2 separate regions of the Mus musculus genome follow, and region 1 is linked to region 2. The links are chromatin loops, found by intact Hi-C in ENCODE. Cell type or tissue: gastrocnemius. All regions are shown on one strand. Each heading gives the region's core, and the rest is flanking DNA. Links, peaks and the distances in the headings are about the cores only. Region 1 overlaps Gas7 (growth arrest specific 7). Region 2 has its middle 11 kb from the start of Gas7.

Region 1 (11,526 bases), core at 4,345-9,344, 53 kb after region 2:
AAAGATGTATGACAAATAGCTTTCTATTTTGCCTGTTATTGAGACATCTCTGGAAAGCACCTGTGGACTCTGTGATGAGCTGGTTCTGTCTGCATGGGTCTGTTGTCCTTTCCATTGCCTGTCATCTTTATTCCTGTGCCAACCCAGTGAAGATTTCCACCCCACCCAAATATTTCACCTGTGCACTTCAAGAAAGCACTTCACAAGCTTCTCCCAGGCACACTGGAAACTTAGAATCACTACCCAGGAACTTCGGGGAAGCTGGGGGAAGAAAGGAGAGTGACTTAGACAGGTGCACCATGATCTTATGACCCTGGATGGCTAGTGTGCATACAATGTGGCTCCTCTGGAGAAAGGAGCCAGTCAGCTCTGAGTGAGCTAAACGGTAGTGTGTGCGCTTGCATTGTGCTCCTAAACCCGATGAACGCAGCTTTGAACCTATGGCTTATTCCTGGAGTTTTCTATTTAACATTTTTGGGCCATGGGTGGCCAAGCCATAGGGAGTAAAAGCATACACAAAAGCAGGGTGCTGTTGTTGGTAGTGGGGTGAGCTGTGAAAATACTTGTTTTAATGAGGTTCCATTTTCAGGATACACTTTGAGGATGTTCTGTCAGCAACTTCTGTACATAAGGCAACACAGACTTTTCCTTCTCATGATGGTGACGATGCTTGTGTGCATAGCATCGCACTTTCCACACCAGCCTTCCTCACTCTCCCAGTGGGGAATGCCGTTCTGTCCACAGAAATTACTCCCCGGTGGGTGGATGCTTGGGCCTCTTCTCCGGGACTTTTCTACTTTAGCAACAAATACTAAGGGAAAAAAATCTCAGTTATTTGATGTCACATCTAGAACTGTTGTCCAGTTAAAAGGAAGTTTGACAGGCACCTGTAGTCTGTCCAGGAGTCAGCCCCCTCTCTGTCCTGCTTCTCCAGATCTACATTAAGAGAGGTCACTCTAGAAGGACCATATTAATCCCATGAATAAAAATGTGGTTTTTGTTAGTCTAGTTTATGTTTCTCCAAATTTGAGGGAGATTAATAGGTTTTCTTATTTACTGATCAGTATAACTGGTTTCTTTTTCTGTAAATTATCCATATATGCCCTTTTCCCTTTTATTTATTTATTCACTTGATGTGCTGGGCACTGAGTCAATGGAAGGCAAGCACTATACCACTGAACTACATCCCAGCCCCTGGTACTTTTGAAGCAGGGCTTTAACTTTTTGTGATTCACATACTGAGAAGAAAATGGCGTGCTCTGTGTTCCCTGGCTCTGTCTTGTTCTTTCTCCGTATCTTTGTACCTACACATACAAGAAGGCTGGCCATTTTCTGAATTAGCCACTAGCCATGTTACTGAGTTGTAATGGTTGTGTTGAACTGAGTTCATTCATCAAACACTCCTGGTGACCTACCTGCTCCACTCTGTGTAGGACGCAGGCTGAGGTGATGGGTCTCAGCTCTCGGATTGCATCCGTAGTGGGAGGGATGGGAAAGGGAGGAGGAAAGTCATTCACCCAGCTGCTCTGACTGTTTCTCATGTCCTTATCCAGAGTTCAGAAAACCTGGACAACAGTGCCCAAGCAGCTCACTGGCTTGGACCAGCAGGTCATGGAGACTCCACCCAGTTAGAATGAGACTATCCCCCTGCCTCTAGAGTCCTGACCCTCTGTGTTGTCTTCAGCTTGCTCACCTGCTCCTTCCTCATGCTCAACTGTTGTAGAACAGACTGGGGACGCAGGCTTGCTATGAGTTCTCAGTACTCCGTTGCAGTTGGTAAATATTCTTGATCCCTAGGACGGATAGCCAAGCCTCACGCAGACAAGGGCTCTCTGGGGACAGCTACTACGACCTTGGTAGTTTTAGAAGATTGGAATAGATATAGTGAGCATTTGGAAGTTCCCTAAATTACCCTGTATTGCTAGCATGCATCTTACCTGATCCTAAGCCTGACACTTTCCATGGGGCCAGTGATGGGACTCCGTGATGATTTTACAATGGGCTCCCTGGGTTTTCCCCAGAGCTGACTCATCACTGAGATTGCCAAATGAAAAACAATCGTTTCTGGGTTCTGTTGCCATGGACTGAACCTAATCCTCCGGCTCGGAGGCTCGGAGCCTAGGAATCAGCATTTCAGACCAATGGCCCTAGAGATTCTAACACAAAACTGGCCTCAAGAAATGAGCCAGGAGCACTGGGTACTGAGCACAGATTGGGAACGTCAGGCTTGGGATTAGATACGGTTTCCTTCTTGGCATCTGCCTCCAGTTTTGTCAAGGGAGACTCAGGGCCTATTAGCTGTGAAGTGCCAGTTGGCTGCACACACCTGTTGGTTTGGTAGCAAGACATGCTTTTCCCACACTGCTGTCAACCATCACTACCCCTCCACCCAAGGGGGCAGGCAAGCCCCCATTAAATGCTCTCGGGGTTCCTCATTGTTTGGGTAGATCTGCAGGTCCTGCCCATCTCCAGACCACTGTTCAGCCAGGGACAGTTCAGAGATGGATGTGTCGACCAGCAAAGGAGTCTCTGAGTCATGCAGCTATTACCTTCAATCTTTATCTTCCTAGCTTATCTTTATTCCTGGTGTGGGAAGAATACTTTCTCAGCTCTTTCTCTGGGAGATGTGTTCTATGAAGAGATGAAAACAGAGGTGGGGTATGGTGAGACAGAGGCTTGGCATGTGAGAGGGAGCAGGGAAGCAGAGGAGGGGACCGAAGCTCTGGACAGGGTTCTTGTCCTCTGAAGCTCACTGTAGGTCAGAAACTGCAGAACTCTGTGCACCCTCTTGGATCCATTTGGACGTACTAGGCCCCCCAGCAGATGGAATCACACATACTTCTCTCAAACATGTCTGGGACATGGCTCATGATTTGGCAGGGCTGGTCCTGCAGTTCTTTCCAGGAAGGGGCCAGTGGGAGTGATACTAGAGAGAAGCATTTGTGTTGTTCTGTTTGTTAAGGGTCTGCTAGCAGGACCTGACACCTGCTTTGCCGTGAGCTGGCACAGGAACAATCAGAGTGAAGCTACCCAAGAATGCTCTCTTTATTGAGTTGCCATCAGATGATTCAGGAATGATCTGCACGCCCTCACAAGAGTCATGCATGAGGAGGCCAGGTCTGTAGCTAAGGTCTTGGGATCAGACTCTCCCACATATCCTGATTCCCCTGACTTTGGCTGAGAGAGACACTCACTATCTCAGTGGTACCTTCACTTTGATGTCAAAGCTGGTGCCACCATGGCTGTCTGCTAAGGTCCAGGGGTGGTGTCTACTGCATTCTTGCTGTTGACACCCTGTTTCTAGTATTCCTTCAGAGGTTGCTGGGGAAGAGTCCAGGATTACCTCAATCTCTATAGGAGTGGCAGGCTGGATAGAGAGAGACAGCAGAGCGCATGTGGTAGCCCAGTCCAAGAGATCAGCTCAGAGGTGGTTGTCAGATCATGTTGCTTCATTGCTCAAAGCACGCTATTCAGAATAAAAACCAGCATCCTTGCAATGATTAGTAAGATCCAGAACAGACCATGGAATCCCCCAGAGGGTGTATGATGCAGGTACCTGGCACCCAATTTAGGCTCAGGAGGTCTAGGACAGGGCCTGAGAACTGCATTTCTAACATGTTCCTGACAATGCTGATGTTCCAGACCCCCATGGACCATACTTTAGAAACCCTTTCCCATATTGAGCTAACCCATCCCTACTGCATCTGACCTTAATCCCCTCCCACTCCACCCACCATGTCTTCTTTGGCCATTCCATTCTTCTTGTTGCTCTTAGGAGATGGCAGGCATGTTTTTGTCTCAGGGCCTTCTTCCTTCTTGTTCCTTGGGCCTGGAATTCTCTTCCCTCAGATAAGCGCTGGTTTCTTCCCAGACATGGTAAGTGACTTACAAAATGGCTCCCCGTGCACCCAACCCATGTTACTCATGTCCCTTCCTTTTCTAGACTCTATCAAGAGTGGTCTATGGGACCAGGCAGCCATGATAAACTGTGAGTTATGGGGCAGACGTGTGACTTCTGCCTTGCTCTCCCTTGGCTCACTTGCTCTGGGTGAGTTAGCTGCCATTTTATACACAGCTCAGTAGCAATGCTCTTGGCTGCTGATGCCATGGCTTCTCCTATCATTGTCTGGGAGTCCCTGCACTAGAGCCACCATGCTAAACCCACTTCTAAGTTGTGACCTTCTGAAACCATGTGAGACCATAAAAAGACCATGTTTTCAGATGCCAATTTTGGAGTAACCAGAGACTTGCAATAGACACCTAATGAACCTCTCCCATGTCTTTTTTAAAAAACATCTCTTTCTTGGAAGGTTTTCCTTGATCATTGTATTTACACAGGGGAGGAAAGATTTGTTTGGGCTCATGGTGTCGGAAGGGTTTGTCCCTCATGGCAGGGCATTCTATAGCATATGCAACAACAGGGAGCAAATGAAGGAAACACAGGGAGTGGGTAGGGTAAGATACAACCACCAAGGATGCATACCAGTGACCTGCTTCATCCAAGTATCACACACACACACACACATACACACACACACACACACACAGAAACACACACACACACGTCTTGCCTACTACCGCCTCCCAAGAATAGCATGAGTTCATCAATGGATTAAGCCATTCACTAAGTCAGAGCTTCCGTGAGCTAATCCTCACTGAAATCAACCTCACAAGCATGTTCAGACACGTGCTCCACAGGTCCTGTAGGCCAGTCATGTTGACATCTGTTAGCCCAGTCACGTTGACAATCGAGATTAGCCATCACAGCCACCTATTTACGTGATAGTGTCCTTCTAATAATATCATCTGTCCCCCTCATTGTTTCCTTTTTGCATTTTCTTTCTTCAGATGTGCATGTGATGTACATATGTGTATGTTTTTTTTCCATATATTTGGACACATATGTGTGGAAGGGTCCATGTGTATATGTGCATGCATGTGGAAGCTCAGCATTGAGATTGAGAATCATTTTTCTTCTACCTGACTCACTGAGGCAGGGTCCTGCAATCAAACCTAGAACTAGCCGATGTGACTGGTTTAACCACCCAGCTTCCAGTGTGGCACCCTGGGGATGAAATTACAGACAGGGTACCATGCCCCCCTGGCATCTCACAGGGCCCTAGGGCTCTGAACTCCAGTTTTCATGCTTGCAAGCGAATGCTTTACCCACTTCCCCGATCCCCCTGCTTTATTATCTCTATCATGAACCAACATTAAGCCTAATATAATGCGTCTCTTGGCACAACTTCCTCCCACCAGTTCTGTAGGAAAAGTTTTCATTCATGCAAATTTACCCACACCATATATAATATATGATATATAATATATAATGTATAATATGTAATATATAATAGTTAATATATTATATAATGTATAATATTATATAATGTAATATGTAATGGATATTATATAATTATAAATACATAATGCATTATATATAGAGAGAGATAGATATAGATCAATTGGGAGATGATGGTCTTTGGTACCACACTGTCGGATGTCTCCAGGAACAGGCAACTGTCCAAAGAGAGGACGTTCTCTCCTGCTTAGAGGCTGGGGTTGGAGCTTAAGGCTCATTCCGTTTCAAGAGGCCATTGGGTATTTTAAAGCCAGAGACTCCTAACTAGAAGACATTGAGTAACTAGGGGTCCAGAATACCTAGATGCAGAGGAGGAGGAGACTGGAGTTGCTGCTGTTTTCTGAGGGCCAGTGAGCTGGGCTTGCATCCTGGGGCTGCAAACACACATTGCAAGGAAGCAGTGACTGCAGATCCAGCATCTGACACTCAGCAGACAGATGTTCTGGGTCAGGAAACTGGGGCTCCTGAAGCTCTCCTGGAATGACTTACATTCCTGATGCCGGGGAATACCATGGAGCTGGGCAACTTGGGGACACTACTCCTGACTAGGGAGGGGCAGGAGCTAGAAAGGAAGATCTTAAGACTGCCATTTGCCTACGCCTGGTCACATGCTGCTGGGATCACCACTAAATAAGGGGCAGAGAGAATGCAAGAAGCACTGAAGGGGGCTTGGGAGGAGGCTCAGTTGGTAGAGTGTTTGCCTACCACACAGCCAGCCCTGGATTGGGCCCCAGCACTACATAAATTGATCATGGTGGAACATGTCAATAAATCTTAGCATTCGGGAGGTAGAGACAGGATGGATAATCAGAAATTCAAGGTCATCCTTGGCTACATAGTAAGTATAAGGTCAACCTAGGCTACATGGGACCTTGTCACAGGCAGCAGGAAGGGGAGGACCACTAAAGAAAGAGAAAGGAATAAAGAGGTAGGCAGAAGAGGACTTCGAAGCTTGCTCCTGCTGCCTATCACCTATTATTTAGCCAGCAGCATTTGAGGGCAGAAGAAAGCCACCACGTAGGCCTGAAGATGAGCTAAGCCATTGGAAGGAAGGGTGGAGATTACTTGAAGACACAAAGGCTTGTTGATGGACCCATAGCAAATGCTCAGGACCAGTAAAGAGATCCAGGAGTACCCATAGTGGACGTGTGTGCTCCAATGCAGGCAGGCTTAATCTTAGCAGGGGGCCCAAAAGTCTAGAGTCCACTATGTCAAAATAATAGTTCCCACCTCTCTCATTGTCTTAATTGTTTAATCATTATTGTATTAATGTATTAAGCATTAAATGTTTAAGCATTATTGTATTAAAATAAAAACACACTATTGAATATAAAGGAGTATTGTATGGTACGTTGAAAGCTGAATTTAACGTAATAACATTCAACTTTTCAATTGTGCTCTCTTCTAAATTTTGTTCTCTGAAGGCGAGGCCCTGTAAGCCTCTGTGAGGGAACAGTATTCATGACTCTTGGCATAGAACAGGAGTAAACGGGCTCCCTGAGCTGGCTTTCCCCATGGCCAGCTGTTTACATATGTCTGGCTGCCCTGGTTACAGTGGACAAGGTCCGAAGGAAGTGGTTGCCATTAGGAAAGTGTGTTCTTTCAGGACTGCTCTCCACCTGTGCGTTGGTAGGAAAAGAGTCTCTGGCGGATGGCTCACTGCAACTTACACAGTATCCCTAGCCCTGGTGACAACAGCCACCTTGGAGCAACTCAGGGTCCTAGCAATGGAAGCCCAGAGAAGGCACAAGAGCCTTGATCTGGGCTCTTTGGATTCAATCATTTCTTCAGTCTTCCTTGACCTAGGCCAGAGAGCCTAGTCACTCTAAGCAGATTATAGGGTCTTCTTTACAGAAGACCTGGACATGGCTTCCTCCCTCTGAGTAGTGTCACCCATCATGGTCCTGCTGTTGGTGTGATCCTTCCTCTGCCAAAGCTCTAGTGTTCTCTCCAGATGCCTCTCCAGACAGTCTGGCTCTGTTCTGTTACTGCTCCAGGCTTGCAGTTGTCCTCAAGTCTTACATAGGTTAGATCTTGTCAAAGCCAGGAGACAGGCTGGGCGGTGGCTTCAGTCAGAGTCCCTGTTCCTTCAGAAGCCCAGCTGGAGCTTTCACAGGGGACTGGGAGGTACCAGAAGGACTAAGGACCTGACCAGGAACCTCTTGGAGAGCAAGTACCTACCTGCAGGCCAGCTTCTTTCTGTGGGCTTCAAGACACTCGCAACAGCCTCCTGAGCTACAAGGTACCCTAGCCCAGTGGTTCCCAACCTTCTGAATGACACAACCCCTTAGTTCAGTTCTTCATGTTATAGTGACCCCTGTCCATTATTATTTCATTTCAACTTCATAGCTGTAATTTTGCCACTGTTATGAATCAAAATGTAAATACCTGTTATGCAGGATATCTGATATGAGACCCCCCCACACACAGGGTTGCAATGCCCCTCCTCACAGTCTTCCTAGAAAAGAGCCAGCAAGGCCCACAGCTGCTCAGGCTCAACCTTGTCACCTGCCTGGAGGTGGGGCTAAGCATAGCTGCTCAGGCTATGTCTTTATTTCTCCCTGCATGTTAGTAGCTTGTGGTTAGCAAGTACCAGAAGGATGAATGGATGAGGGGTAGGAAGTAGGACCCTGTGGTGGCCAGAAGCTAAAATAGCAAAATCTGTACATCAGCTGGAGATGTGAGTATGTGAGGTGCTCCTCCTTCTAAAATAAGGTCAGTGGCCTCAGCCACCAAAGGAACGGAGTCAGCAGCACAAACAAATGGGACATGGTTCTCTGGAGACTTTCCCTGAGCTTAGGTGGAATGGGAGTCTGTTTATCTCTAGACAGCTGAGGAGCATACCAGGTGGGGGTTGCCCATGGACTGTCACAATGTGCAGCCCTATTGGCTGGCAAGGAGCCATTTGTGATGGAGTGAACCGGTCAGGACTGCTGTGCTAAAGGACAAAGTACAGATGTCAGGGTGCAAACCTGTGACCATCCAAGGGCTGGAATATGTGTGCTAGGTCCTGGCTCAAGTCCTCAGACAAATTTGAGGCAGATACCTGTGCAGAAGGGTCAGCAGGGAGGGTGATGGGAAGGAACCCTGGAGAAGACAGCAAACAATACACACTGTGGTATACTGAAAGACCACTCAAAACTGTAGTTCAACCGAGACACAGAACAGGCTGCACATAGGGGCACATGATTATCATCTGCACTTGGGGGGTTGGGGGACTGAGATAGGAGAATCACAAGTCATTCTGGCTACATGATGAGACAGTGACTCTAAAATCAAAAACAAACGACCTAACTAAGGAGAGTGCAGCAGAGTCCGAGGTGCCTGAGGCTCACCCACTGGCTGAGGACTCACTTTCTACAGACCCAGGTTCTTTGTTCTGAACACTGGGGTTTGAGGTTACCATAGGCTTTGAGAAGAACTGCCTGCTGTACAGCTGGGGCTTCTGGGACTAGAAATGGGAGCCCTAGGAACAGAGGTAGAGAAGAGTGATGGGGGAGGGTAGAAGATTGTAGCTAGAAGCTACCTCTTCAGACCCACCATGTAAAGAAGGGCCTTGGTTAAGAGATGCTCTGCCAAGAGGGGTGAGGTTGGGGAGTAAGGGACATAGGCAAGAAGCAAACTCCTATGAGGCTGAGGAAAGGAAGGAAGGGGTCCTTTGGTGTCCTTCTTCTAAGGAAGGTGACTGCCTCTGGCTCACTCTGCTCTGTGACATTTCGGTTTCATCTCAGCACTCTCCAATTGATCTTGTTTCTCCTTTGACAGAGACCACCTGGGAACGTCCCAGCAGTTCTCCTGGGATTTCAGCCAGCCCTGGCCCTCACAGGAGCTCTTTGCCTACAACAGGTAAGAGCCACTCAGCAGCTTGGGATAAGTGGGAGGGCTGTATACCCACCTTCACTGGGAAGCTGAGACTGTGGGTCCTGGGGCCTGAAAGCTGCTATGGTATGTTGTGAACCAGACCTGGAGATGGTCCAGACTATGTCCCTAAAGCCTGCTTCCCAACATGGCGGTCGTGCCCTGGCAGGACCAGCTGCAGCTCTGGGTACCTAAGACTCTTGGCTACTGGGGTACTTAGGATGAGATCTGACTGGATAAAGTCAGGGATCAGAGATCTTTCCAGATGCAGGGCAGAACACCTCCATATGGCTCACATCTGCATCGAGGAGCTGAAGCTAAAAGGAGGTCGAGTTTTACGGGGGAAATTTTGAACAGAATGTTCTGGAAAGGAAGTGGGCTTGTTTGTTAGGATGCGCGTTATCTGTAGAGGCTGCTGAATGGCTTTGTTTGAGACATACATCCCTATATGTATATGAGAATTAATTATCCAGAAATGTCTTAGGTTCTAGTACTTAGATGTTCTGAAGAGTTACAGGGCTTGGCAACAGGGAAAACAGTTTATCATCTCTCCTGTGATTCCCTCCTCCCAGCAGCCACTCTGGTTGGGGTCCTCAACCTCTCAATCTGTATCAGTACATTCTTAATTCTTCTCTCTGTTGAGGCTCTCCTCCCATGATGTACTGAGGGGTAGGGCCTGAATGTCTCCTAGTACTCTGGTCTCTACATCTCCACACAGAACCTGGATTCATTGTTGCATGAATTCAGTCATCAGTTGCCTCTTCAAAGTCTACTCAGCACACACAGGATTATCAAAGTCCTCTGCTGTCACCTGTGGCAGATGGAGCACTTGGACCTCTGCAGAGGCCTAGGAGTCATAGACCCTCTATCACCTAGAAGCATGTCAAAAGCACTTCTTGGCCCAGCTTCAAGTGTACCGGGCCTCTGGGGGGGTTAAGAAGGATAGGGAGATAGGGAAGAGGGTCAGAGGGACCTAGGCAGTGGCTGCCCACACCTCAGCGACTTAGCATGGCATTTCCCAAGTCTAAGACCATAGAGTCTCTGCCCAACCAGTTCCCTGGCAAAGGAGCTTAATGGCCATGCTCTCTTTGGATGTTTGGTGGGCACACCCTGTTCTGAAAGTCACCCTTATGCACCCACACACTTCACAGGGACTCCCACTGTGTTCATTCAGTGCATGTCATGTATTTGCCAGCCTGTATGATCTCAACTCCAAGAGGCTCTGCCCTCCAGTGGTAATTGGGTAGGGTCTAAGACTGTCCCAGGGAAAGGCACTCACAGGCATCTTCTAAGAAGATTCCAGAGCTCTTGCTAAATGTCCTAAAGGGCACAGGAGAGGCCTAGAGCAAAGACTCCTGGCCTTACAGGACTACAGTGAGAGTTCAGAAACTGTTCTGAGGTATAAAAACATCCATCTAGCACTGCGTACAGTAGGGATATTGGTCTTTCGGGGGTCTGTGGGCCATGAGGACAGGAAAGAATGTCTTGCATTCTTTGGTTTCCCACCCATTTCAGTGTGGGGCACATCAGCTATATCATATGCTGATGAGTGTACCCCAACTGAATGTGAGGCCTTCCCCCCCGCCCCGTTATTTAAAATCCAAGTGTGTCTACTATCAGGGGCAGTCTTTAATTGGTGAGATTATTATTTGTTTCCTGGGGTCCGAGCCATGTTGCTTCTGCCAGCAGGCTTCTTTTTCATCAGTCATGTATTAGTAACCCAGAGGGACCATGAGAAGGCCTGACCTGGCTTCATGATTTTGATCATGTGGAGCATAAAGATAACTCAGCCATCCACTGACCCTCCACCCTTCCTCCTACTATTGTCTCTACATGTGCTCTCCACCTCCCACCTTACCTTCTATCCCTGTTCTAATTTCGTCCTGCTGCTGTGATAAAACACTCCTATCAAAAGTAATTTAAGGGAGGAAAAGGGTTATTTCAGCTTAGAGGTCACAGACTATCATTGAGGGAAGTCAGGGTGGGAACGCAAACAAGAAGTTGAATCAGAAACCTTGGAGGAACAGCGCTCGCTGCCTTGCTCACTGGCTCACGATTAGCTAGCTTTCTTAAACAACCTTGGACCACCTGCCTAGGATGGTGCCTCCCACAGTGGGCTCAGCTCTCCTGCACCAAGCATTAATCAAGTCAATCTGATCTATACAGTTCCTGAGTGGAGGCTTCCCTCTCAGGTGACTCTAGGCTGCGTCACGTTGGCAATTAAAGCTCACCAGAATAATTCTCTACCTGCCACCGCCATCATTCTCCCTGTCTCCATCTCCCACCCTCCAATCCGTCATCTTCCTTTC
Region 2 (11,526 bases), core at 2,110-7,109:
TGAAGACCCCTTCTTAGAGCTGAATACTGTAGGTTACCAACTGTCATTTATTTATTTATTTTACCCCAAGGTGAAAATAATATTTTCAGCTATCATATAATAAACGTGAACTTTTTGACATATAGTCCTAAAAAATTTTAACACATATAGATTCATATAGCTACCCCAATAGCCAGGATGTAGAAACTCCATCACTTCCAAAATGTCCCTCCTGAAAGCTTCAGGCCAGCCTAGTCTATATATCAAATTCTAGGTCAGCCAAGGCTACATAGTAAGATCTTACCTATTTTTTTTTCTTTCTGCATGCCTTTTTCATACATACCTCCACCATCTAAAGCCCTGGCACCTTCCCCAACCTCTTGGCTTTATCTGAGAATGTCACATGAATGGAACAGCACACTGTGTGACCTTTGACCCAGCTTCTTAGCATGTGGAGACTGTGTTCAGTCAGCATGAGGCCTATGGTTGAGATGCAAAAAAGGTCTGGGGTTCCACTGTTTCTTTCAAAGGCAAGACCAAAGCAACTCCCATTAGCCTCCAGTACGGTTCCTGGTACTCTGTAACCTGCATCAACCCTTGGAACCAACAATCTTCTTTATTCAAGCCTTTCCAGATCACACTTGACTTCAGAATGAGTCTCAAAAAGTCTCAGAGACCTGTCAAGGCACCGGCTTCACCTAGGACCCTTCTATCTGGAGGCGGTATGCATTCTCAGTGGTTGGGCGGCTTAAACGGTGGGAGGTCATCCCATGACCCATGCTTGAAGTGTAGGAACCAAGAACTTCTGTGTTTCAGTGGGGCTTCCGTTATGTCCAAGAGGAATATTAAACAAGAGGGAAAGATACACATCCCAGAATCAGGGGTAGAAGGCTGTAGGTTGCTCCCCTCTACTATGTACACACTTAATATTTTAAACTGGAGGTTCCAGGGGATAGAGTATCTTGACAAATGTCATTCAGCTGGCAGGTGGCCTCTTGATTCTGCTTAAGGCAGACAGCGGCAGAAGGGCACCTTTGTTTCTAGAAGCATCCTGAGTAATAACACACAGGCTTCTTCTCTATGGAGCTTAATGGACTGAGAATTTGCAGTCTGATATACCTGGGCGAGATACTTAAGCAGCCTCGCTGCTTGGCTTCAGGTCTGTCTGTCTACCCCAGGTGGGAGCTGGCTTTAGGAAGGAACCTGTGCAGCCAGCAAGGCCTCAGCTGACACCAGAGTGGGTGACTTAATGGAGAAGGAGATTCCTAAGAACAGAATTCTTCTCTGGAGGCTGTCCCACCCCTCTCGAGGGAAGGAGCCCAGCTGTCCTGGAAGGCTGTGGACATGCTTTTCCGATTGCAGAATACTTCTCTTTCATTTTGAATATCATTTGTTTGGTTGCCATGGCAACGTCAAAGGCTCTATTTTAATGCTAACCTGCGTGGTTGCAACTTTCTATATATAAATGCTGCTTTGCACACTGAATTAGCGGATGCCACGGGGAAATCGTGGCTATGGGGACTGTGGCAGAAAATGACCAGCCTGTCAGATGTGTATGAGGACCGACTGCTGGATTGAGGTGAGTGGGAATCCTGGCACTTCTTCAGTCATTCTTCAAACAGATGCCCCAGGCTAGGAGGAGCAGGTACAGCTGCTGACCGGAGCTAGGAGTGGACTCTGTTTCGGATGGACTTTGGTGATTCTCTGCTTTCTCTGGTCCTTATGACTTTAGGAAGTCTGGGTTGCACGGTGACCAAGGTTCCAAAACGCAAAGGAAGTCACTCAGATAGGATAGGTACCTGAGATGGAAGTGTTACTGGCTTCTATGGATTTATTTCCATTCTCTGATTTGAATCTTCTTTTTATTTCTTCATTCCATCATGTGGCCAGTCTTTCGAGGCTCTCACTGGTGCGGTGGAGTACTCAGGGGAAGCCTGAAAAGATTGTTGGGAAGCAACTGGTATCATTCCCCCATTTGAGAGAATAGAGAGGTGACATGTTCCGGCACAGGTCACACAGCAAGTGGGGCAGGAAAGTCGGAGTTCTGTGCGGACCCTCTGATTCTTCAGAGTCACATTGTGAGCTTTCTGCCCTGAGGTCAGGGCAGCGTATGGAGCGCACACATCAGTCAGGGGAGCTGCAAAAGGGAAATACAGTCAGGAATATGCCTTTCTCTGCTCGACTTGGGGAAACATAATGAGCACACGGTTGTATAATGAGATCCAGAAGACAGCCTTTGAGACAAGGCATGAAGTTCAAGTGCAGAAAACTTGTATTTATATGGATTCATGCACTTTCTACGTGGGACAGTTTTGCCATGGACAAATTTTTCTGAGGCTTCATTTCCCTAGGGACACACAGAAAGTGTTGAACATCTTCCCATGGCTTTTCAGTGAGTTGGGTCACAGTAGGGGTGACCCCATGGAGGACAGAGCTAGGATGTAATTGGGATGTGTGACGGGTCTGAGGACAGCATGCTTTGCAAACCTCAGGCATCCACAAGTGTCAGGCTGCAATCCTATTCTCCAGTAGCTGACATGGGAGGATACTGGCTGAGCCAGAGCTCTCCTTGGATCTCCTCTCTCTTTAGTATGATGCAGCACACAGGGCAGTGGCACGGCTAGAGTATCGCCTTTTGGTGCCCTGTCCCATAATATCAGACACAAGCAAATATCTCAAAGGTCTAGGTCTGAAGACATCGATCCCATTCGTTCCGTTGCTTTGTGTGAGATTGGCTCTCATTTTGCTCAGGCTGCTCTTATACTCTAGAACTTAAGTGATCTTCCTGCCTCAGCCCACTGAATACATGGAAGAGCTTCCGTTGCTTTGTGTGAGATTGGCTCTCATTTTGCTCAGGCTGCTCTTATACTCTAGAACTTAAGTGATCTTCCTGCCTTAGCCCACTGAATACATGGAAGAGCTTCAGGTGCATGCTACTGCACCCTGCCTGCAATCTCACCCCTATATTCCCTTCCCATCTCCCTCCTCCTTTCCCTCCCTGTATCTCCCTTCCCCTCTCTCCCCCTTTCTTTCTTACAGTATTTCAAAATATAAGTCAGACTGGAATCTACATTTCTCCTGTCTCTGTCTCCCAAGTGCTGGTCACAGTCCTGATGAGGTCACTACCCCACCTAGCTCTCAAGGAAAATAATTCAATAAAGGGAGATTGTATCTGGGGATCAGTGAATCTTGAGCCTTGAGTCCCAAGCCACATGTTGCCTGTTAGTCAGTGTCTAGCCTGAAAAACAAAATGTCCTTGTACTTGTGCATAGCAAGAGTCAGTGTATATTTTAGTTCATGAAGGGAAATATGAATTTTTTGTCACTTAGCACTTTCAAAAGAAACAAAAGTTTGGATGCTGCTGGCCTTAAGTGGAAGAGTGACCAAAATGAGCCCAGGATCCCTCCAAAATGGCTGTGGATTCCCTTTCCAGTGAAACTCTGGCTCCCCAGGAGGGAGAAGGGCAAGCTTGGGTAGGATCCATGTGCAGCACCATTTGGAGAAGCCTGTGTAGAAGCACAAACAGGGTCAAGCTGCCCAGCTGGGAGATGGCTGGTCTGGTGATAGGAATATAGTTGTCTGTTCTCTTAGCCCTGCAAGCAAGAATAATAACACCTGCAGTGCCCAGGTCCCCCAGGGCTGCTCCAGACAATATCCTCAGGCAAGATACCTTGTGACCCAAGCCCGTGGAGATTTCTGTCACTGATACTCTAGACCCTGGAACACTCATCCTGTGTCCTTAAGGCCTGCAGGAGACAATTCCCCATTCCTCCTGGGAGAGTCCAATCCAACCTCCCTCCCGTTAGACTTATGTCCCCCAGTGCTGGCTTTCTCTTTCCCCTCATGTGACTTTCTGGTCTTATGGTGACTGTCATATTTCATGCATCTGCCCTCACACAGGCTGCTATGCCAGGCTAGTACACCTATCCTATTTTGGCATCCTCACACACCTACCTTGCTGAAAGCAGGACAGATCTTCCAGGGTCTCTTTGGCCCAAGAAAATGTGTCTGTGCTTCCCACAGGGGAAAGGTTAGACCAGGCTTGGGAGCAAGACTCAGGGCTGGGCAGGAAGCTGGTCACATATGTGCAGTTCTTAGAAACTGCCCCACTGATAGCCCAGAAACTAGCATTCAGCTGCACCCACTAGGATCAGTGGTAAGAGGTCCTGCATGGGCAGCCTGAGGAAAGTGGTACTCAGCTCTTTAAAACCAAAAGCATATCTTCAAATGACAGGGTATGCAGATGGCCAACAGATAAAAGCAGCAAGCACAGCTGGTGGCCAGTGGGCAAAATCAAGGGCAGAATAGTGAGATTTACTACTTTATTGTAATTTTGATTTTTGTTTCCCATCACACACACATATATACACACACACACAGAGAGAGAGAGAGAGAGAGAGAGAGAGAGAGAGAGAGAGAGAGAGAGAGAGAGAGAGAGTGTTTCTTTTAAATACTTTTGAGCTGGTCACCAACATCTTAAAATCAGCACTTCTCACACACAAAAATTCAGAATTTCAGCTTCTCTCTCAAAACTGAGAGAGCACACTGCGGTTACACCCAGCCTGCTGTCCAGTGGGGCTCTGACATGCGGCAGCTGACTCTATCTCCAGTGTGCTTTCCAATTTGCCTCAAGTTCCCACCACCTCTGCCGATAACCATTCTTGAGGCCAGTATGTATAGTCTTATATTTCACACACATATCCACAGCAAGGATTGATGGCACCTGTCCATAATGGGACTGTGCAGTTGACTGCAGTTGCCCCTTGGAGGCCAGAAGAGGGTGTCAGATCCCAAGGAGCATGAGTTACAAGTATTTGTGGGCCGCCTAATGTGGGTTCGAGGAATGGAACTCAAATCCTCTGCAAGAGCAGTATGTGCTCTTAACGGCTGAGCCATCCAGCCAGCCCCTCAATCCCTTTTTGGATGACAACAGAGTGAGGATTCCACACTTCTACCTGTAGATTCATTGATGTAATGCTGCTGGATGTCTTAGTCTGCTTTGTGTCTCTCTGATACAGCAGAGAGTAAGTAAGTTACAAAGACTAGAAATGTACTTGATACATAGTTGTGGGTTGGGGGAATCCAAAACCATGGCAGTACCTTCTGTTTCGAGACTTCTTAGGGCGTCCTCCCATAGCAGAAGGCAGAAAGGCAATATCTCTAAGAGTGATACATATGAAGAGGCCAGCCCTGTTTTGTTAACAAGCGGTAACTAACCCACTCCTGATAGCAACATTAATCTATTCCTGAAGGCTGGGCCCTCACAACCTAATTAGCACTTAAAGGTCCCAACTCTCAACATTCTTGTGTTGGGTATTAAATCTCTAATATGAAAACTCTTAGGAGTATATTCCAACTTAAAAAACAAACAAACAACAACAACAAAAACCAAACACAATTGGCATCTCCAGCTTACCTTAAAGACAGTTACTTGGGTGCCTTCCCATAGGCCCAGCAGTGTGTAGCCCTAGTAACACAGCTAGAGAACCATGTCTCATTCTGAAGGACCAGGTGGGATTATCAGGCTGATCAAGGGTAGCCAAGCATTCAGAGGAGCTGGAAGGTCTTTAGATGAAAATATGATAGTATTTTTTGTAAAGTTGGGGGGTTGCAAGACAGGATTTCCTTGTATAGTCCTGGCCGTTCTGGACTTATCTCTGTAGACCAGGCTGGCTTCAAACTTATAGAGATCTGTGTTGCCTCTTCCTTCCTAAGTGCTGGGACGAAAGGTGTGCACCACCTCTGCCTCGTACTCTGTCAGCTCTTTATAACATCTAGGCAAGCATCAACCACAGGTTGATTTTAAGTCTCATACTGGAAAATCAGATAAGATTTCACAATCACCAGCCATCTCTCTGGCTAAGGGCTTTGATTGCTTCAGTAGACAGTCTATGTGAGCCTTTCCCAATGGTGTACCCAAGGCCCTTGAGAAGTTTGCCTCCCAGACACCAATGGCCTTGTCTCCCCGGCCCATTTCTTTTCTGTGTGCTTTGGAGAACTGGGGTGGGGATTAAGTATCTAAAAGCCCTCCCGTTGTAAATAGACTGTCACATGGGCACTGCAGTCTCCACCTTCTAGATTATTAGAATTTTTTCTTTCTCGTCTACCCTTGTTTTTGGTACACAGGCCATTCCAGGAAAAAAAATGAGGTCAACATGCCAGATAAGTTGACAAGTATTGTTCAGAGTCTGGAAAGAAGAAGCCTATTTATCTTGCCTGCTGCCCCCTGCCTCCTACCCTGCTTCCCCCCCCCCCATACACATAGGGCTTCATGTAGTCCATCCTCGCCTGTGAACTAGGGATCAACTTGAACTTCTTGTTCTGTCTGTCCCTACCTCCTGAGTGCTGGGACTACATGGATATCACTATGCTTTACCATGCCCAGTTTATGAGCTCTAAGAATTAAGCCTAAGTCTTCATGTCTACGCAGGCATTCCGTCCGCCCAGCTCCATCTCAGGCTCATGCATTTCTCATGCACATCCGTGTTTGGAGACCAATTTGAATAGAACACTTTTTGTGCCAGGAAGTGGCAGACAAGTGCTCATCCCAGGTCACTCAAACCAGAGGAACAATGACTGGAGAAGTTAAGCAGGGTGGAGCACACCTCCCAGGAGACAGTCCCCTTCTAGGCTTGCAGAATTCAGTGCAGAGGGGAGGAGGCTACCCTGATTAGAGAGTTAGTGTGGGAGCCTAGTCTCTAGCTGCCTCTGCCTCTGCCTCTGCCTCTTGCTTTGGTCAATGAGTAGAAGCTACCGGTTAGAGCTCCTTGTTGTCAGGTCCCAAGCAAAACTGCTTGCAACCACTTAGCACTCAGTGGCCTTCTGGGAGTCCGGGTTCACCCCTGGATGCTGGTAAGAGTTCTTTGTGGTGAGAATGTATATGCTGTTATTTTCTTACTTACCCACTTAACAATCCACTTCCCCCTGCTGCTTCCCCTCTCCCCAGTTAACAAGGCTCCTACTAGCAGTCACCATTGCCTTCCCTGGGTCAAGTGGATAATGAGGGAGCTGGCTGCCTGGCTTCCTCTTCAAACTAGGGTGTTTACCTTGGGAGGTAGCAGAGGTTCAATACATAGACTCAGAGGCAGCCTTGAGTGAGGAGGAATCAACACTAGGTCAGGAGACAGAACACCAAGTTGAAAGCACACTGTGAAATGAAAATAAGAAGCAATTCCCCTAAGGTTTCTATAGGAGTCAAATAAGCTAGTATATGTCAAGTTTCCTGGCCTCTAACAGTGCAGCAGCTAGCGGCAACAAACATAGGATCTCATGGCAAAGTACAGGCGGTAGAATTGATTGAAGATATCCAAGGGGGGAAAATGGGAGATGGGGAACTTTGATTCCTGCATCCCTTCATTCATTCTGTCGCCTTGGAGAAAAATGCCTGCATGGGTCATTTCAGGAAGGGTGGTAGGGCCTTGCATAATAGTCTATAGGTCCTGGAATGGTCTGTGCATACCTTGTGCTGGAAATCTCTGTCTTCCGGTTGTCTTGTCTGGCTAGAGCTTTGAGTCTTGGTGCTGAAAAATAGTTGGATGAGGATTTGCAAAAGGAAAAAATCAAGAGGGCTCAGCCCAACAGCTGTTTGGGATGTCCCTGTACCCACGAGAGTCAGATGCTGATGTGCCGCTGAATTCCAGTCTTGTCATTTCTGTGTCTTTCCTCCTGCTCCTTCTGTCAGCCTGCTCAGTGTCAGGAAGGTTGGGCAGTATTGCTCTGGGGCATTCCACATAGCCTGTTGGGTTGGTCTGGATAGCACCATGAAGCGAGCCTCAGTTCCCTCATCTGATGGAAGCTCGCATGGGTTCATCCAGAGACCTAACAGGTGGTGGGAAGCATTGCAAAGCAAATCCTTTTCTGTCAGAGTTTCTGCCCTCTGACTGAATCTGAAACTTCTCGAGGACAGAGAGATTTACTATTCATAGTCCAGGACGGCCTCAGACTCATGACCTTAGGGTCTCAGCTTTCTGAGTGCTGGGTCTACCCTGTGCCACCATGCTGGCTTGTTTTCTCATTATTATGTGCTGGGGAGAAAAAGACAGTTTCACATGGGGTTTTCTAAGCTTATGCTATTAGTAGAATGTGATTGGAACGCTAGTGTTTGTTTTTTCTGTGATTTGCTGGAGAGCGGGAGCTGGGTTTGGGGCAGGCAAATATCTGAGGGCTGGTGAGTGTTTTGTGGGACTTCTTGGTTTGTACTCCTTCCCCAAGCCCAATGCAGTCATGAACACCTTATGTTGGAATTTTTCGTAGGTTGTTCTTTCCAGAAGCCCCTGGAATCTTCCAGGCCCTCTTGTTTGGCTAGAGCTTTGTATTTTAAGGATAGGGAAAATAGACTGAAGAGGATTCGCAAAAAGGAAAATCAAGTGAGGTCATGACTTCACTCTGTGTGCACAGATGTTTCCTCCCTAGGCCTCTTCCTCCACAGGGCTCTTTGGCCACAAACAAATGGGAAGTGGCTGTCAGTGTCACCTTTCCCTGAGGAGTGCTAAGGTCCTAATGGGGTTTTGGCTGCCTTTGCTAACCACAGCTCATTCTGTAGCCTCGTGAGATTGGAACATTCACATCAAAGTTCAGGGCAGCCAGAGGATGCTCTCTCCTGAGACCGAGAAGGCATGGTGTCCATTCCTAGTCTCTGGTCCTCAATTTTCTCATCTGTAAAAACGGCAAGATGGAATCAAGTGATCATTAAAGTATTAAAGTATGGCCTCTGAGACGGATCAGTTAAGGGAGGCTGTAAAGAGTCAAGGCAAGGGAGTTATCCCTGAGGTGGAAAATCTGCCACACAGCACAGCTCACTCGCTACACAGAACAAGAAGTGACTCACACTTGAGTTGAGACTTCATCATTATCACCTTCCTGAGGTAGATTTATCTCTCAGTGCCTGGAGGTTAAATGGGTAGTGCCTTCCCTTGCGTGCCTAAAACAAGCCTTCCTGTTTCTGTCATGCATGAGGTGTTAGCACAGCTCACTGGGTATGTCTGTGATTGCAAAATTTTGGGAAAGAGGCTCCCATTTGCAGATTGGAAAAAAAAACATAATTTAACTTTCAATATACTTAAAGATGACCTTGGATTTTTGATTCGTATGCATCCACCTCCTGAGTGCTGGGATTATTGGCTGAGTACTGGGTTTATAGGTGTGTGCCACCATTCCCAGCTTAAATGTCCTGGGGTACAAGCTCAGGACAGTGCCTGCCAGGCAGGAGCTCTACCACTGAACAACGGTCACCATCCTGCTAATTCTTTTGCTTGTTCTTTGTCTTTTTTTGGAGACAACAGGGCTACTGAACTCACAGTGTAGCTGAAGATTACTCTGGATTTCTAATCCCCCTGCCTCTACCTCCCGAGATCCCAAGTATCGGCCTAGTTTCAAGAGTTATAGTCTGATATTGGCACTTCTCCAGCGCTCCACAGAAGTGGATTTGAGTGAGCAGGTTCCGGTTGTGAGGTCCCAACTCATCCATTTCCATCTTTAGGCTACCTCTTTGATCTCAGCTGTGTTTTTCCACACTTTCTGTTCCCCTTTCAGAGGTCGTGACTTCTGACAGTGTCCGAGTTGCTTCTGAACTATTTTCTGAGATGTGCTCTTCCGTTAAGCTTTCAGCTTGGCATTTCCTCATTTGGAGTTGCCTCTCCGACCATCCCAGCCTCCTTTCTTCTCATTCTTGGACTCGTCAGGTGGTATGTGCCTCTGTACAGAACACGTGGACTCCTATTGACCTCTGCACCGTTTTCCCATTGCTGAAAGGTCTCTTTCTTATGGATGACCCACAGTTTCTATAACACACACGCCCCTCAGTCCAGTTCCCAGTGTCACCTTGGCTTTCAGAACAGGTTAGCAGCCTGCCCAAGCCCCTCAAATCTCACTGTGCTCGCTATCCCTGGGTTTCCTGGGAACTTCTAGGCTTCGATGATGGGTAGAGCAGAAGGGTAGGTCCCTGCTACCTGTGTGCCCAGGGTACTGAAAACTTGGGGATCAGATATCTGCAAATCCTGTCCCTTGGGTTAGAAACCGGGACTGGTGAAAGCATAACACACATCTGCACTCAGGGGACGGCTGGTGAAGTTGCAAATGCTAATTCCCTTCCATGGCCCATCCTTGTTCTGGAAGACATCTTTCTCTACCCCTCTGCTGACCTAGTGGTTCTTGAATGGTTCCTCTGACTGTTTTTGTTTCTTCCAAGACTGAGTACATGTTTCCTTTTCCTTTTCTTCTTTTTGCTAACGTAAGAGTGAGCCCGTTAAGTTGACAGGCATTCCCGGAACAGCTTCAGCACCTACACCGCGGGCCCCACTTGCATTTTTATCCTTGCCTCTTTACTTCCCCATAGTGATTCAGACTCTGTGTTTGCAGGGAATTCAGGTTTGGCTTTCCAAGATTACAAAAACAACCTGAGACCGACCGTTTCCTAGATGCGCCGAGCTGCTTTCGGTGCAACCTGAGTGTTTCCTAACACGTACTGAGTTTACAGCGAAGGATCTGCAGGGTAATTTTAGATCACATAACCATGACGGCTTTTAAGTTGTAGATATTTTTATGTATAATTGGAAAATATAAAATTACAAGTCATACCTGTGATTTCTTAGATGTTATTACTTAGACCAAGGCTAAATTTAAATTGGCTATAAGTTAGTTTAAAAAAAAAATGTTGAGTAGGCTGATGGTGTGGCTCAGTGATAGAGGACTTGCTTAATGAGTTCATGACCTGAAATTCCATGCCCAGCACTGTTGTTGTTGTTGTTGCTGCTGCTGCTGCTGCTGCTGCTGCTGCTGCTGTGGCTGCTGCAGCTGCTGCTACTGCTGTTTAAATAAACCACAGTGTTGCGGTGGCACAGGGGTGTGACAAGATGTAACAACAGGCTAAGCATGACTGAAGCTGGAAGTCACTGAGCAGGGAAACCTTTCAGAATCTAACTGTCGGGAAGTGGGACCTAATTCAGGTAGTTGGGCTTGGTAGCAGTCTCCTTTAGCCACTGAACCATCGCTCCAGTTATCAGGGCTTTTAGAATTGAACACCATTTCTGACCTGTTCACTCAGTACTGGGAATCTTTTGTGACGTGATGCCTAGAACCTTTTACTTGCTGCACACGGGAACTTGGTTTCCTGTCCCTCGATCTCTGCCCTGCACTCACACCAGTAGGCCTGGAGCCTGCTACTCCCTAGGGTCAATTTTTGTTGTTTGTTTTGTCTTGTGTTGTTTTGTTTTCTGTTCAATGGCAGTTCATCTTGGTATCCCCTCTTTGAGCTCAGGACTAACCAAGCCCCTCCTGGACCTCCCATCAGTTTCTCGTCCATCCTCCTCTTTCCAAAATAAGCAGGGGCCATGCCCCCTGGGTATCAGGGAGTGTTTACTTAGACAAAAAAGATAAATTATGACTTGCTGGAATCCCTTCCTTGTTGATTTCAGAGACTGTCTGAATGTTGGGCCTGCGGGCAGAGGGAGGAAGATGGCATAGAAACCTGGTTCTTGCCTCTGGGAGAAGGGATAGGGGACAGTGCACACTAATAGAAGGGGCAGGACGGAAGATTCAAAGAGCATGGGT

Evidence for each region. Hi-C counts contacts between places; a loop is a spot of excess contacts. Peaks named below come from ENCODE experiments on the same cell type or tissue, not always from the same donor. Only the 100,000 strongest peaks of a DNase experiment are listed, where the experiment ranks them.
Region 1: a loop joins it to region 2, with 2.1 times the contacts of the local background. A loop is called at or near these places in 2 of 42 quality-filtered maps.

The regions. Positions count from the first base shown.
Region 1 is chr11:67,620,486-67,632,011 of GRCm38, forward strand. It overlaps Gas7 (growth arrest specific 7), which reads left to right. Exons shown (of 14, transcript NM_001109657.3): 3 at 9,125-9,205. Among named protein-coding and RNA genes, the nearest start is that of Gas7, 40 kb to the left of the region's middle. In gastrocnemius, for the core only: no CTCF peak of the experiment used is centred there; no DNase peak of the experiment used is centred there.
Region 2 is chr11:67,569,793-67,581,318 of GRCm38, forward strand. It overlaps a transcript of Gas7 not described here. Among named protein-coding and RNA genes, the nearest start is that of Gas7, 11 kb to the right of the region's middle. In gastrocnemius, for the core only: a CTCF peak has its summit at 4,763 (motif pointing right); no DNase peak of the experiment used is centred there; H3K4me3 peaks cover 596 bases; H3K27ac peaks cover 3,236 bases.